2 separate regions of the Homo sapiens genome follow, and region 2 is linked to region 1. The links are chromatin loops, found by intact Hi-C in ENCODE. Cell type or tissue: Caco-2. All regions are shown on one strand.

The links. Peaks named below come from ENCODE experiments on the same cell type or tissue, not always from the same donor. Only the 100,000 strongest peaks of a DNase experiment are listed, where the experiment ranks them.
Region 2: a loop joins it to region 1, with 2.5 times the contacts of the local background. A loop is called at or near these places in 3 of 110 quality-filtered maps.

What each region holds. Positions count from the first base shown.
Region 1 is chr10:28,718,825-28,726,824 of GRCh38, reverse strand. LOC107984170 (a long non-coding RNA gene) reads right to left here. Exons shown (of 3, transcript XR_001747283.2): 3 at 552-647. Among named protein-coding and RNA genes, the nearest start is that of LINC01517, 21 kb to the left of the region's middle. RefSeq lists an enhancer at 4,340-4,841. In Caco-2, no CTCF peak of the experiment used is centred here; DNase peaks (open chromatin) are centred at 4,394 and 4,604; H3K4me3 peaks cover 1,177 bases.
Region 2 is chr10:28,769,751-28,777,750 of GRCh38, reverse strand. All of the region lies in intron 2 of LINC01517 (long intergenic non-protein coding RNA 1517), which reads right to left. Among named protein-coding and RNA genes, the nearest start is that of LINC00837, 22 kb to the left of the region's middle. In Caco-2, no CTCF peak of the experiment used is centred here; a DNase peak (open chromatin) is centred at 3,470.

The DNA of each region.
Region 1 (8,000 bases):
CCAAGTCTGATCTTTACAAAAGATGAATGGGTGGGGTGCTCTGGAAGAAGATGATATTTGACAAGAAAGGCAGCTCATATGTCCTTTCTAGAGCATACTGTGGGTTAATAACACATTGCTGTGTTGAGGCCTGTAGGAAGTCTGTTCTGATGGGGAACTTAAATAAATCGTATTTAGCCTCTTGATGGTTTCTCCCTCCCTATTTTGTGCTTCTCAAATCCTCTGCATTTTATTTGGTCATCAACTATGAGCGACTCTTAGTTTGCTGAGCAAAGGCTGTCAACTATGCAAAGGCAAGCTTCAGCTCTCAGTCTTTTCAACCTGTTTCATTCCAAGATCTGGCTTTGAGAGGTTTGAATTGATGAGGTATTATCAAAGTACAGCCAGTAAGCACCAAAGACTCAAATTGTGTGTGTGAATGTTTACTGTCGGACATCCAACCTCCTCATGAATCATGAATCTGTGTGTCCCACGGCATGTTCCACTTTGTAGGATACATGAAATGACTGGTCCTCACATCTTTGAATGGCATAAAATTTAAAACCCACAGATTATTAATACCAGATTCTCGTTTATTGTTTCATCATTCCTGAAATCATGCTCTGTAGTAAAGACTTTCCAAGTATCTTCATATTCATGGGGCTGCCCTGGGGAAAAACAAAACAAAAACAAAATTATCCCTTGACTACAATATGTGGCACAAGAAAAATCATTTTCTACTGAATTGGCCCCTGTCACAATTATCCCCTGATGCCTGGTTTTGAATACAGAGCTTACATTTCTAATCATCCATGCTGGCATTTTCTTTACTTGATTGCCCAATTGCTATACACACAGACATTATGGTGGATTGACCTGAGTTCATTTTCGCCACAATATACTCTGTTCTCTTATGAATAAAAGACTCGAAATTCCTGAAGGGAGGGCTGTGATTGATGGCTGTGTTTAGGTAAACCTTTATGTGGGGTGGGTGGAGTGAAAGGGGCTGGGAAAGGGTCGGATCTGTACCTCTAAAATATGTAAATGAGGATAAAATTACTTCCCAGAAAATGGGGGCTAATGCAACCATCTAGAAATTTTGTTTGTTTGTTATTTTCTTAGAGACAGAGTCTGGCCCCATCTCCCAGGCAGGAATGCAATGGTGCGATCATAGCTCACTGTAACCTGAACTCTGGGACTCAAGCAATCCTCCTGCTTCAGCCTCCCAAGTAGCTGGGACTACAGTTGCGTGCCACCATGCCCTGCTAATTTCTTTAAATTTTTTGTTGTCTCTCTGTGTTGTCCAGGCTGGTCTCTAACATCTGGCTTCAAGTGATCCCCCTGCCTCAGCTTCCCAAAGAGCTGGAATTACAAGCATGAGTCACCATGCCCAGCCCAGAACTTTTTTTTTAAATTCAAAATTGGCTGGGCACGATGGCTCACACCTGTAATTCCAGCGCTTTGGGAGGCCGAGGCGGGTGGATCATTTAAGGTCAGAAGTTCAAGACCATCATGTCCCACATGGTGAAACCCCTTCTCTACTAAAAATACAAAAATTAGCCAGGCGTGGTGGCACACATCTGTAATCCCAGTTACTTGGGAGGCTGAGGCAGGAAAATCAGTTGAACCTGGGAGGCAGAGGTTGCAGTGGACCAAGATCGTGCTACTGCACTCCAGTCTGGGCAACAGAGCAAGACTCCATCTCAAAAAAAAAAAAAAAATCCACCATAAATTGTTAATGGATTGGGAGGCCAAGGCGGGCGGATTACGAGGTCAGGAGATTGAGATCATCCTGGCTAACACGGTGAAACTCCATCTCTACTAAAAAATTCAAAAAAAAAAAAAAAAAAGAAAAAGTTAATGGAAAGAGCATGCCTCTCTACATAGGGCCAAGCCTGAAGTTGATCAGATGATAGAAGCATCTTTTGGTCCATTTTGTAGGATTCTCCAATGTCCTAAGTCCAAAGTTCCCAATATAATGTCTTAATCTGTTTTCTTCTTACCATCATTTATCAGAAAAGATGGGGTTCATTTTCAGAGTGGTATGGCCATAGACCTTACCATAATTTAAAAGCCCAGTTGTTATCATCATTCATTTTAATTTGGTTTTGGGAAAAGATAGGAGGAAAGAGAGAAAAAGTTATATTCTATCAGTCTTAAAATTCAATATATAAATCAAATTTAACTTCAAATTTTCCACTTTCTGGTATTCTGCAAAAATCCACTAAATTTCTGCCTAGTCCCAAGAGGTGATGCTACCATCTTATAAGTTTAACTTTCTCTTATGCCAGATATTTAATGACCCAACATACAGCACTGCAAAATCCTTTCTTGGCTAGACTCTGCATCTAGCCATTACATCTGCCTTTAACAGACTGTCAGTCTGGCAAGAACACCCACTATATGAAGAGCTGCTATTGATCTCAGGTATAATTGGTTCACAGCCTGGCCTGTGTCAGGGTTGGCAACACAGGTCAGTGGAAATATGCACAAATTAGACATGATCAATAGGTGGTTTCCAACCTCTTTCCCATTGGCCCAAGTGAAGGTAACAAGCACACAACAATCTTGCCCACCTATAAACTGGAATTTACCACACAAGCAGTCCAACTTTTCCAGAGGATTAAGCGGGAAGGCAAGAAATTAAATTATTAAATATGATTGCTCTTTGCAAAGCATGATACTGTATAAATACCAAAAATATTACAGGTCAGATGTGGTGGCTTACACCCAGAATCGCAGCACTTTGGGAGGCTGAGGTGGGATGACCACTTGAGCTCAGGAGCTCAAGACCATACTGGGCAAGATAATGAAACCTCGTCTCTACTAAAAATAAAATTTTAAAATTAACCATGTGTGGTGACATGTGCCTGTAGTCCCAGATACTCAGGAGGCTGAGGTAGGAGGCTCTCTTGGCCAGTGAGGTCAAGGCTGCAGTGAGCTATGATCGTGCCACTACACTCCAGCCTGGACAACAGAGCAAAGACTCTGTCTCAAAAAAAAAAAAAAAAGCAAAAAAGCAAAAACAAAAAAGTTACTTTGTTAGGCTGGGCACAGTGGCTCACACCTGTAATCCCAGCACTTTGGGAGGCCGAGGCGGGTGGATCACCTGAGGTTGGGAGTTCAAGACCAGCCTGACCAACATAGAGAAACCCCGTCTCTACTAAAAATATAAAATTAGCCAGGTGGAGTGGTGCATGCCTGTAATCCCAGCTACTTGGGAGGCTGAGGCAGGAGAATCGCTTGAACCCGGGAGGCGGAGGGTTGTGGTGAGCCAAGATCACGCCATTGCACTCCAGTCCGGGCAACAAGAGCAAAACTCCCTCTCAAAACAAACAAACAAACAAACAAGCAAACATGATTTTGTATGGGGGAAAAAATGGAAGGATTCATGTATTTCCTCATCACAGTTGAGAATATGGATTAATACAACTGCATCACAGAGAATTCATTGTATCTTATGTATACACTATATCATATCACTCCTTTGGATTTTAAATTTACTAGGTCAAAAAATTTCCCTTAACAGCAACAACAGTAAAAAATAATATGTGTAGATGTTTTACACGGTGGGCTGGGGGGGCGGGAATTAATTCTTCAAGCATCAAAGGGGAGACTTAATGTTGTAGAAATGTGGCCAAGTTCATCAACTTGGAAAATTAACTTATGTGCCTGGGTTGTATTGACTTCATCTGCTCTTCCTTCTCCAGAACAAGTTAGAAACACTCAAGATTTTGCAAATAAGGAATCCATCTGTCCATGTAGTCATCAAGAAGTTGGGGGTCTCTTTCCAGTTATCTGAGAAAAGTGATTTCAATGCTCTGAAAACCCCCTCGCCACCCCCCACCTCCCCCAGGACTTTCACAAGAAATTCCAAGGTCTTTCAGCCTGGGCCAAAGGAAAAAGAAAGATATTTTTTAATTAAGAAATCAATGCAAAAGCGAAATGCCTTTGGTGTAAGTCCTCTCCGAGTCGCTTAGAAACGTGAGAAAATCTGCTCGAGCTAAGCTATCTTTAATAATACCAATTCTTCAGCGAGCTCCTCCTAGGTGGATTCACATATAGGCCCCCCCAGAGAGAGGCACCTCTGCGGAAATGAACATTGACCTCACGTGGCTGAGTCTTCTGCAGCAAGGGGATGCCATCCCTGCGGCTCCTAGAGCCACGTGTTGCTGGGGCGCATTTACACCTGGCACCGGGATGGGCGGTGCGTTGAGGCGCTTGGAGGATCCCACCTGGGCGGGGAGACTGAGCGCTGATGTTAGCTGGAGCTGCCTCAGCATTTTGTGTTCTTGATCACATTTCACAGGGATTTCACTCCCGCCCGAGCACCCTCTTTCGGCTGCTGCTGATGGGACGCGTGCATCAAGAGATCAGTGGACCCAGAGCGAGGTGGGGACGTGACACAGGGCGGCGGGGCCTCGGGGGACAAAGGGGACCCGCTCTCGGAAGGGGACGTCCGGGCGTGCGCCATCGTGAAGCGGAGACGTTTCTATTTCCAGCCGGTCTGCCCAGAGGCTGAGTTTGCCACATCAGTGACGGCTGGCCTGGGAAGGTTTCTCTAAAATAGCCTCCCACTTGTGCTCAACATGAAGCTGAACCCATTAATTCAAAACACAGCTCTGCGCTTCCTCCCCGCCGCTGCTTTCGCGACAGACGCTGCCCCAGCAGAACAAACCCTTGCATTTGGAGGCCCGCGCGGCTCCGGAGCGCTGAGCCCGTTTGTCTAAACAGCTCTCAGCGGTGGTTCTCATTACAGGGAGACAGCCCCACGCAAACAGACAGCCCTGCTCCTTTAAACACAGCAATTTGGGCTTGTCTGTTGCTCCCTGCTCTTTTTTTTTTTTTTTTTTAAATCATTTGGACTGTAAAGTAATTAGAGGGATAGACATTCCCAAAATAAGAAGATCAACAGCTGAGCTTTGTAATTCTAACGTGAGCACACATATCATTTCAGGCTCTCCCAGGACCCCTAGGCAGGTACGATTTCAATAATCAAAGCGTTTTGCATACATTTTCTAATTACCACTCTTGCCCTTGGATTTTTTTGTTTTTGAACTTCCAAGCTCGCCAGTGCCACAGAGGGTGGGCTCCATCCCCTCTGTCACCGCCTGGCTTCTCGCTCCCATCCTCAGCCTTGCCCACCGCTGAGCACAACCTTGGTTTGTTTTTTTCCCTATCAAAGCGCTGTGCGAAGAAAGGAAAATAGTGTTTTGAGGGGGAAGAGTAAGGAGTGGTAATTATATTCCTAATCACATGTAATTTAAGAGAAAATGAGTAGATGGGAGAGGCTATTTAGCTCTTGACTCCGTGTAATTCCACAGTCTGGGACCACAGGCACCCCACTGTCACCTGGGTGTCTTTCAAAGCCACCCTAGGCTCAGCAGCCAAACGGTTAATTACAAGGGAGAAGCTGCTCTCCAGCAACTGCAGCTCTAACTGTGGAACACTGTCATTAGATGACAATGGCAGCCTTTGCCCCAAATCCAGAGCCTACCTCAGACTGTTCCCCTGGGTTCTCTGCCCCACTTCCGAAGTGGGAAAGGCACCAGGCATGTACAAACACATGACAACAAACAGTAGGGCTGCACTCCGTTTAACATACCAGTATTTTTGTGCTCAGTACATTAGATATGTCACTCATGACATTTGCACAATTCAATTAATGAACGATTGAATAATTTACTGAGCAAAAGCTACTCACATGGGTAACATTGTGCAAAGAGTCACATTTGTTAGTTCATCTGTGAAACAAACACCGACTCAAGGATTGCTGAGAGGATTTAATGAGATAATAAATAATAATGACTGGGTGCGGTGGCTCACACCTGTAATCCCAACACTTTGGGAGGCCAAGGTGGGCAGATCACTTGAGCCCAGGAGTTCAAGACAAACCTGGGCAACATGGAAAATCCTCATCCCTATAAAAAATTAAAAAATTAGCCAGGCCTGGTGGTGCATGCCCGTAGTCCCAGCCACTTGGTAGGCTGAGGTAGGAGATCACTTGAGCCCAGAAGATTGAAGCTACAGTGGGCGGTGATCACACCACTGCACTCCAGCCTGGGCAACAGAGCAAGACCTTGTCTCAATAAAACAATAAAATGAAATAAAATTAATAATAATGATAATAAAACTTTGAACACTGCCTGACACAGCAGGTGCTTAGCAAATATTAGATATTAATACGTAAAATTCAAGCCTGAGCAACATAGTGGGACTCTCTTTTTTTATTTCTTTATTTTATTTTTCAATTTTTTTTTGAGATGGAGTCTCGCTCTGTTGCCCAGGCTGAAGTGCAGTGGCACGATCTCGGCTCACTGCCACCTCCACCTCCCGAGTTCAAGCAATTCTCTTGTCTCAGTCTCCCCAGTAGCTGGGACTACAAGCGCCTGCCACCATGCCCTGCTAATTTTTTGTATTTTTAGTATAGACTGGGTTTCACCATATTGGTCAGGCTGGTCTCGAACTCCTGACCTCAAATGATCCACCCGCCTCGCCCTCCCAAAGGAGACCCTGTCTCTTAAAAATTTTTAAATTAGCCAGGCATGGTGATGCACACTTGTAGTTCCAGGTACTCAGGAGGCTGAGGCAGGAGGATGACTTGAGCCCAGGAGTTCGAGGCTGCAGGGAGCTATGATTGCACCACTGCACTCCAGCCTGGACAACAGAGGAAGACCCTGTCTCAAAAAAAAAAAAAAAAAAACCTTAAAATTCCGTGCATATGAGTTGTGTGTCCAGTACTTTACATACATCTTATTTCATATTTACAATAATACCATGAAGAAGACTATTCTTGTTCACATTTCACCAAAAACTGAGAATTAAAGAGATCAAAAAACTGTGCCCAAGGTCACACAGCCAGTAACAGAAGTGGGATTTAAACTCAGGAAACGTGACTCAGCAGTCTGTTATTTAATCAAAACATTCCTCTCTTTCTCTCCCTCCCTACGTCTTCCTCTGTCTTATCTTGTGCATATAAATATATGTATAATATTTTACATCTTTAAATAATTTCATACAAACGACCTGTTGTTAGAACCTAAGGATTATTATTTTCCCTCAAAGAGATTTACCGCATCTCACAATTTATAGCTAGAGTGCTTGATTGACATAGAGTTTTATTGAAAGTTATGTTTTAAGTGTGTTGTCTTATCTCCAAAATTGTACTTTAAGCTCCTCTATAACCACACTATATCTATTCAGCTTTGTATCCCCCCACGGTTTGCCCTTTAACATCAGAAAGAGTGCAATAGATAGTATGCATTAATTAAGTTCAAAATGAATTAACAAATACATATTGAGTGCCAATACAAGGCATTATTCACCATGTTCTTTTCATTCAAAAAAAGTTTAACATAGCCAGAAATTAAAGATAACTTCACAATATCTTTGCCACATGGCACCAATAGCAGACGCTCTCAAAAACAACAACAACAACAACAAACTTCAACGTTTGAATTAAATGATGAAATTTCTTTCTTTTTTTGAAATAGGGTCTCACTCTGTCACCCAGACTGGAGCACAGTGGCATGAACACAGCTCACTGCAGCTTTAGTCTCCTCGGTTCAAGCAATTCTCCCACCTCAGCCTCCCAAGTAGCTGGGGCCACAGGTATGCACCACCACACTTAGCTAATTTTTCAGCTTTCTGTAGAGATGGGGTCTCACCATCTTTCCCAGGCTGGTCCCAAACTTTTAGGCTCAAGTGATCTGCCCTCTTCAGCCTCCCAAAGTGCTGGGATTACAGGTGCGAGTCACCGTGCCAAGTCAATAATTTCTTAGACTAACATGGGGCAGGAGCCATAATGGTCCCATGACTTCTCAACTACAAATAGTTGCCAAAAGTGGTATCCACAGCCATACTTTATAAGTGAAATTTTATTAATCAATTGATGTATATGAACATAAATGCAGAAAGGGGAGCAATACGTATTTGATGTTGCCCTGGACTATTATAGTGGTTAAAAATGGAGGAAAATTATTATGATAAAGGTAAGGACCTATTTATTCAATATATAAGTA
Region 2 (8,000 bases), 51 kb before region 1:
ATACCTTTTTTTTTTTTTTAAAGAGTCTTACTTTGTCACCCAGGCTGGAGGTGCAGTGACATGATCACAGTTCACTGCAGCCTTGACCTCTCGTGCTCAAGTGATCCTCCCACCTCAGTCTCTGGAGTAGCTAAGACTACAGGTATGCACCACCACACCTGGCTAATTTTTGTATTTTTTGTACAGACAGGGTTTTACTGTGTGGCTCAGGCTGCTCTCCAACTCCTGGGTTCAATGGATCCTTCCATCTTGGCCTCCCAAAGTGTTAGGATTACTCCCAAAGTGAGCCACTGTGACTGGCCTCATCCTCATACCTTTTTAAAGCATGTTTTCTACTATGTGAGGGTAGCAGGAAAGTGGGGGGCACTTTCCATCCATTCCCAAGCAATCCCACCTGATCGTCAAGTGATCCTTGAATCTTCTAGACTATTTGTGAATAATCTAATACAAATTTCCTATTCAGTGTAACTACACCCTGCCTGGCATTTCATGTCACTATTTCATGAAGGGCTGTTATCTGAAATTAGATTATACATTTCTTGAGAACAAAATATTCATTTTTCACCTCTTTCACATGCACGTGTCCCTGCTCATCCATAACTGCCTCCTATCAATTATCATGTTCCCTCTGTGCTGAGGGATAACAGCACAAAGTGAAAATGTGCTGAATTCAACTGATAGGCCGAGGCCTTGAAAAAGAGAGGCAAACCCAGATGTCATCTGTGAAAATTTCCACATTCCTTTTTAAACTTGAAATTACTCCAAATGAGAGCAATAAACATAAAAGTGCTCCTATAACCCTCTCTTTGCATCCGTTTCAATTTGTACTTCATTTCTAGGAACATTTTTTTTTTTTTCAACAGAGTTGTCCAGGCTGGAGTGGAGTGGCATGATCGAGGCTCATTGCAGCCTGAACCCTCCCTGGGCTCAGGTGATCCTCCCACCTCAGCCTCTGGAGTAGCTGGGACTTCAGGTGCAGGCCACCACACCCAGCTAATGTTTGTACTTTTTGTAGAGATTGGCCACATCACCCAGGCTTGTCTTGAACTCCTGGGCTCAAGTGATCCACCCGCCTGGCCTCCAAAAGTGCTGCTATTATAGGCATGAGCCACTGCACCAGGTGAGAAACATGATTTAAAGCTAGCTAGCTAGTTATTTTTCTCTGCTGGTCCAGTATTAAAGGAGATTTTCATGCAAGAATGAGATCTAGAAGAAATGATTAGAATCTTATTTTCCCGCAGCTGACATTCTATCCCGGCCTCTCAGACCTGATCAGCCATTAGAAAAGTATGGTTTCATCATAATTACAGCAAACACTCATTGACTTCTTGGTATGTGCTAGACACTGTATTAAGTGTATTAATTGCATACCTTATCTCGTCTAATCTTCACAATAATTGAAAAAGACAGGAACTACAATAACTCTCATGTCATAGGTTGAACAAACCACAGGGCATAAAAATTGAGTAACTTGCCCAAGCTCATACAGCCTGTAGTGGGTAAAGCCAAAATTCAAATCAGCTTTGTTTACCTCTTGCTACTCAAAGTGTGGTCCCTAGACCAGCAGCATTGGCACCACCTGGGGACTTGTTAAAAATGCAAAATCCCCAGTCCCACCCCAGATTTACTGAATCAGAATCCTTGAAATTGGGGCCCGGCAATCTGTAGTTTAAAAAGGTCTTCAGAGGCTGGGCACAGTGTCTGATGCCTGTAATTACAACACTTCGGGAGGCTGAGGCAGGTGGATTGCTTGAGGCCAGGAGTTTGAGACCAGCCTGGGCAACATAGCAAGACCCCATCTTAAATGGTTTGGCTCTGTGTTGCCACCCAAATCTCATGTCAAATTGTAATCCCCAGTGTTGGAGGTGGGACCTCGTGGGAGGTGTTTGGATCATGGGAGTAGGGTTCTCATGAATGCTATAGCACCATCCCCTCTGTGCCCTTCTCATGACAGTGAGTGAGTTATCCTGGGATCTGGTTGTTTAAAAGTGTGCAGCACCTGCCTCTCTCTCTTCCTCCTGCTCCAGCCTTGTAAGATGTGCTTGCTTCCCTTCGCCTTCTGTCATGATCATAAGTTTCCTGAGGCCTCCCCAGCCATGCTTGCTACAGAGCCTGTGCAGCTGTGAACCAGTTAAACCTCTTTTCTTTATAAACTACCCAGTCTTCAGTATTTCTTTATAACAGTGAAATAACAACTAATACACCATCTCTATAAAAAATAGAAATAAAAAAATTAGCCAGGCCTGGTGGCTGGGAGGTCAAGGGTGCAGTAAGCCGTGATCATGCTACTGCACTCCAGCCTGGGTGACAAAGCGAGACCCTGTCTCAAAGAAAAAGTTCATGTTTTAATTATCAGGAGCTCTTCTTGTTCTCTGACTGTTCTTGGGTCACAACAACTTGTTCTTATTTTAGGAATGTAATGTCATCCATATCATCCTAAATTGTTCCGAGAACACTAAAAAAAGGGGTTTTTTTTTTTTTTAGTTATTTTTAGTTCCCTGAGTTATATCTATTTTCTTCAGAATCTGTTGTTCTGTTTGTTCATATTAATCCTTCCCTTTTCTGAAATTGGCATAATCAAATATCTAGTGTTATATCTGTATCAGTCCATTCTCACACTGCTATAAAGAGCTACCTGAGACTGGGTAATTTATGAAGAAAAGAGGTTTGACTCACAGTTCTGCGGTCTGTACAGGAAGCATGACTGGGAGGCCTCAGGAAACTTACAGTCGTGGCAGACGGCAAAGGGGAAGCCAGCACCTTCTTCACACACAGCAGAAGAGAGACAGCGTGAAGGGGAAAGTGCCACACACTTTTAAAACCACCAGATCTCATGAGAACTCATTAACTATCACAAGAACAGCAAGGGGGAAATCTGCCTCCATGATCCAGTCACCTCCCACCAGGTCCCTCCCCTATAATCCCCAGGGATTACAATTCAACATGAGATTTGGGAGAGCCAAACAGAGCCAAACCATGTCAATACCTATGGCTCAAGGACAAAGCTGATTAGCACAGATAGCATGGGTTTCTCGGGACTCTTTCTTAAGTGAGGGAGTTCTGTGCATACACTGGGTAAGTGAGTGGGAGTGCTGTCAGGCAGCCTTCCCTATTGTATAGACCAGGCAACCTAGAGATCCCCAAGATTGTTAGGGAATAAAGAACTTTGGTGTAGTTCACACCTGAGCAAAGCTGTCTTACTTAGCCTTTGTTCCTCAGGCCCAGGGTTACCTCCAGCTTTTTTCTTTAGGCCCAGCACCTATATCCCCTTACTCTAAAGGGTTAGGGTTCTTTAGAGATGATTTGGTTTTATCCACTTGCCATAATTTGCCCATGTTTGCTTTGAAATTGCACGGTGGACTAGAGAAGAAAGAGAGGAGAAGGAAAAGCTCTAGTTGAAGAAGGGGGTTCCAAAGTCCTGAATTCAGAACTTTAAATAAACACTCTGATGGGTGCCCTCTGACCCATCCCTGTCCTTTGTGTTGGATGACTCTGAGCTTGGAGCTTCTCCAGCCCTCTCTTATCTCTAGAATCTCCTCCTCTGTTTTTACTTTTGTTTGCTTTTCATATTTGTCCATCTGCTTTCTTTCTACCAGCATGTATTTCACGCTCTGTGATTCCTTTATTGATGTCCAGCACTGTGGTTTCATTGGATAGATTAATAGACAGACAGACAACAGATGGGTAATAGTTTCAGTCATTTCAGTGGGACCTTGAGAAAGCATGAAGGTTGATAAGTATGCTCACTCTCTCTTCTTGAACAAGAAGATACTCAGCAAAGATTTCAGCATATAGAATTTTTTGTTTTAGAAGTCATATTTACCTTTTCCTCCTCCCACCCTATCAAATTATATCTTCAGAAAATTATCAGATAAATACATATCTAATAAATACATCACCTAGTAAATACTTACTTTATTTTATTTTATTTATTAATATTTATTTATTTTGAGATAGGATCTCACTCTGTCACCCAGGCTGGGGTGCAGTGGCATGATCCTAGCTCACTGCAGCCTCTAACTCCTAGGTTCAAATAATCGTCCCACCTCATCCTCCTGAGTAGCACTACAGGCACACACCACCATGCCTGGTGTATTTGTCTGTTCTCACACTGCTAATAAAGACATGCCTGAGACTGGGTAATTTATAATGAAGAAGAGGTTTAATGGGCTCACAGTTCCATGCGGCTGGGGAGGTCTCATAGTCATGGCAGAAGGCAAAGGAGGAGCAAAGTCACGTCTTACATAGCGGCAGGCAAGACAGGGAGCATGTGTAGGGGAACTCCCCTTTATAAAACCATCAGATCTCGTGAGACCTATTCACTATCATGAAAGCAACCTGGGAAAGACCTGCCCCCATGATTCAATTACCTCCCACCAGGTCCCTCCCATGACACATGGAAATTATGGTAGCTACAATTCAAGATTTGGGTCGGGGCACAGTCAAACCATATCACCTGGGTAATATTTAAAAATTTTTTTAGAAACAAGGGTCTCACTATGTTGACCAGGCTGGTCTTGAACTTCTGGCCTCAAGTGTTCCTCCTATCTCAGCCTCCCAAATTGCTGGGATTACAGACATAAGCCACCATGCCTGGCCTTAGCACTTCTTTAAGTATATACACACAGACACACATGAACATAATGGGAAATGTTAGAAGCCAAATTGTAGTAGAAACAAAAGCCTAGCTTAAAAAAAATTACCATTTGAGAATTTCAGGTATCATGAAAGTACAAACATTCAAATATTTTGTGGACATTTTCCTTTTATGGGGAATTTAATTGCATGAGGTCAATTAAGGTTGAATCTGAACATCTCTGAACCCTAATACGTCTACCAATCAGATGAACTAATAACTTTCTGGTGATATTTGGTGGCCAGCTGAGAAAGCAATGTGGTATTTTAAGAAAGGCGATAGACCAAACCAAACTAACCACATCAAGGTAATTCTATACATCTCATTTTTCAAAATGTCTATGACTGCAGGAACCTTTGAAAGTTTATAGAAAGGAAGTATTGATAAATCTATGTGTATTTCAAAGAAACTTTTTTTTAATTTTAATTTTTATTTATTTATTTTTTTTATATAGTATTTATTGATCATTCCTGGGTGTTTCTCGGAGAGGGGGATTTGGCAGGGTCATAGGACAATAGTGGAGGGAAGGTCAGCAGATAAACATGTGAACAAGGGTCTCTGGTTTTCCTAGGCAGAGGACCCTGCGGCCTTCCGCAGTGTTTGCGTCCCTGGGTACTTGAGATTAGGGAGTGGTGATGACTCTTGACGAGCATGCTGCCTTCAAGCATCTGTTTAACAAAGCACATCTTGCACCGCCCTTAATCCATTTAACCCTGAGTGGACACAGCACATGTTTCAGAGAGCACGGGGTTGGGGGTAAGGTTATAGATTAACAGCATCCCAAGGCAGAAGAATTTTCTTAGTACAGAACAAAATGGAGTCTCCCATGTCTACTTCTTTCCACACAGACACAGTAACAATCTGATCTCTCTTTTCCCCACATTTCCCCCTTTTCTATTCGACAAAACCGCCATCGTCATCATGGCCCGTTCTCAATGAGCTGTTGGGTACACCTCCCAGACGGGGTGGCAGCCGGGCAGAGGGGCTCTTCACTTCCCAGACGGGGCGGCCGGGCAGAGGCGCCCCTCACCTCCCAGATGGGGCAGCTGGCCGGGCGGGGGCTGCCCCCCACCTCCCTCCCAGACGGGGCGGCTGCTGGGCGGAGACGCTCCTCACTTCCCAGACTGGGCGGCTGCAGGGCAGAGGGGCTCCTCACTTCCCAGACGGGGCAGCTGCCGGGCGGAGGGGCTCCTCACTTCTCAGACGGGGTGGCCGGGCAGAGACGCTCCTCACCTCCCAGACGGGGTGGCGGTCGGGCAGAGACACTCCTCAGTTCCCAGACGGGGTCGCGGCCAGACAGAGGTGCTCCTCATATCCCAGACGGGGCGGCGGGGCGGCGGGGCAGCGGCGCTCCCCACATCTCAGACGATGGGCGGCAGGGCAGAGACGCTCCTCACTTCCTAGATGGGATGGCGGCCGGGAAGAGGTGCTCCTCACTTCCCCGACTGGGCTGCCAGGCAGAGGGGCTCCTCACATCTCAGATGATGGACGGCCAGGCAGAGACGCTCCTCACTTCCCAGACGGGGTGGCGGCTGGGCAGAGGCTGCAATCTCAGCACTTTGGGAGGCCAAGGCAGGCAGCTGGGAGGTGGAGGTTGTAGCGAGCCGAGATCACGCCACTGCACTCCAGCCCCGGCAAGACTGAGCACTGAGTGAGCGAGACTCCGTCTGCACTCCCGGCACCTCGGGAGGCCGAAGCGGGCAGATCACTCGCGGTCGGGAGCTGGAGACCAGCTCGGCCAACACGGCGAAACCCGTCTCTGCCAAAAAATACGAAAACCAGTCAGGCGTGGCGGAACGCGCCTGCAATCCCAGGCACTCGGGAGGCTGAGGCAGGAGAATCAGGCAGGGAGGTTGCAGTGAGCCGAGATGGCGGCAGTACAGTCCAGCCTCTGCTCAGCATCAGAGGGAGACCGTGGAAAGGGGAGACGAGGAAGAGACCGTGGAAAGGGGAGACGAGGGACAGGGAGACCGTGGAAAGAGGAGACGAGGGAGAGGGAGAGGGAGAGCAGAAACTTCTAAATCAAATATTTTGCCTCGTCATAAATAATACTTTGTCCAGATGTAAAAAAGAAAAAAAAAAAAACCAGAACGGGAACACATAGTTAAAATTGGAAAAGACAAAGGTGGGTAACACATGTAAACAAACAATCTAGGGTAATGACTAAAAGAAACATCATGTTTAGATTTTCAACTCTCACTATTATTATAAACATTTAAGACCGGGCGTGGTGGCTTATGCCTGTAATCCTAGCATTTTGGGAGGCCGAGGCGGGTGGATCACCTGAGGTCAGGAGTTTAAGACCAGCCTGGCCAACATGGTGAAACCCCATCTCTACTAAAAATACAAAAATTATCTGGGTCTGGTGGTGGGCACCTGTAATCCCAGCTACTCGGGAGGCTGAGGCAGGAGAATCGCTTGAATGCAGGAGGCGGAGGTTGCGGTGAACCAAGATCACACCATTGCACTCCAGCCTGGGCAACAAGAGTGAAACTCCATCTCAAAAAAAAAAAAAAAAAAAAAAATTTAAAAAACAGATAGGCTAACACTAATCAGTTGAATTTCTATAAAGTCATTCTTTACTCAAAATATCCAATTCATTTTATCATAACAGATGTGTATTAGAATGCATGAGTATACATTATTATAAATGGCAATTGTAGAATGATTATGGTATAGGAATCTTTTTAAAAGCTGACATTTGGGCTGGGCATGGTAGCTTACACCTGTCATCCCAGTGCTTTGGAAGGCAGAGGCAGGAGGATTGCTTGAGGCCAGGAGTTCAACACCAGCCTGGGCAACATAGCAAGACCTCCATATCTACAAAATTTTTTAAATTAGCCAGGTGCCATGGTATGTGCCTGTAGTTCCAGCTACTCAAGAGGCTGAGGCAAGAGGATCACTTGAGCCCAGGAGTTGAATACTACAGTGAACTATGGTCTTACCACTGCACTCCAGCCTGAGAGAGCGAGACTCTGTCTTTAAGAAAATAAAAATAAGGCTGGGCATGGTGGCTTACACCTGTAATCCCAGCACTCTGGGAGGCTGAGGTGGGCGGATCATGAGGTCAGGAGATTGAGACCATCCTGGCTAACACACGGTGAAACTCCGTCCCTACTAAAAATACAAAAAAATTAGCCAGGCGTGGTGGCGGGCGCCTGTAGTCCCAGCTTCTCAGGAGGCTGAGGCAGGCAGGAGAATCGCTTGAACCCGGGAGGTAGAGTTTTCAGTGAGCCGAGATCGCACCACTGCACTGCAGCCTGGGCGACAGAGCGAGACTCCATCTCAAAAATAAATAAATAAAATAAAATAAAATAAAATAAAAGTTGGCATTTGGTGCTCTTCGCTTTGCAAATAAGTAGAC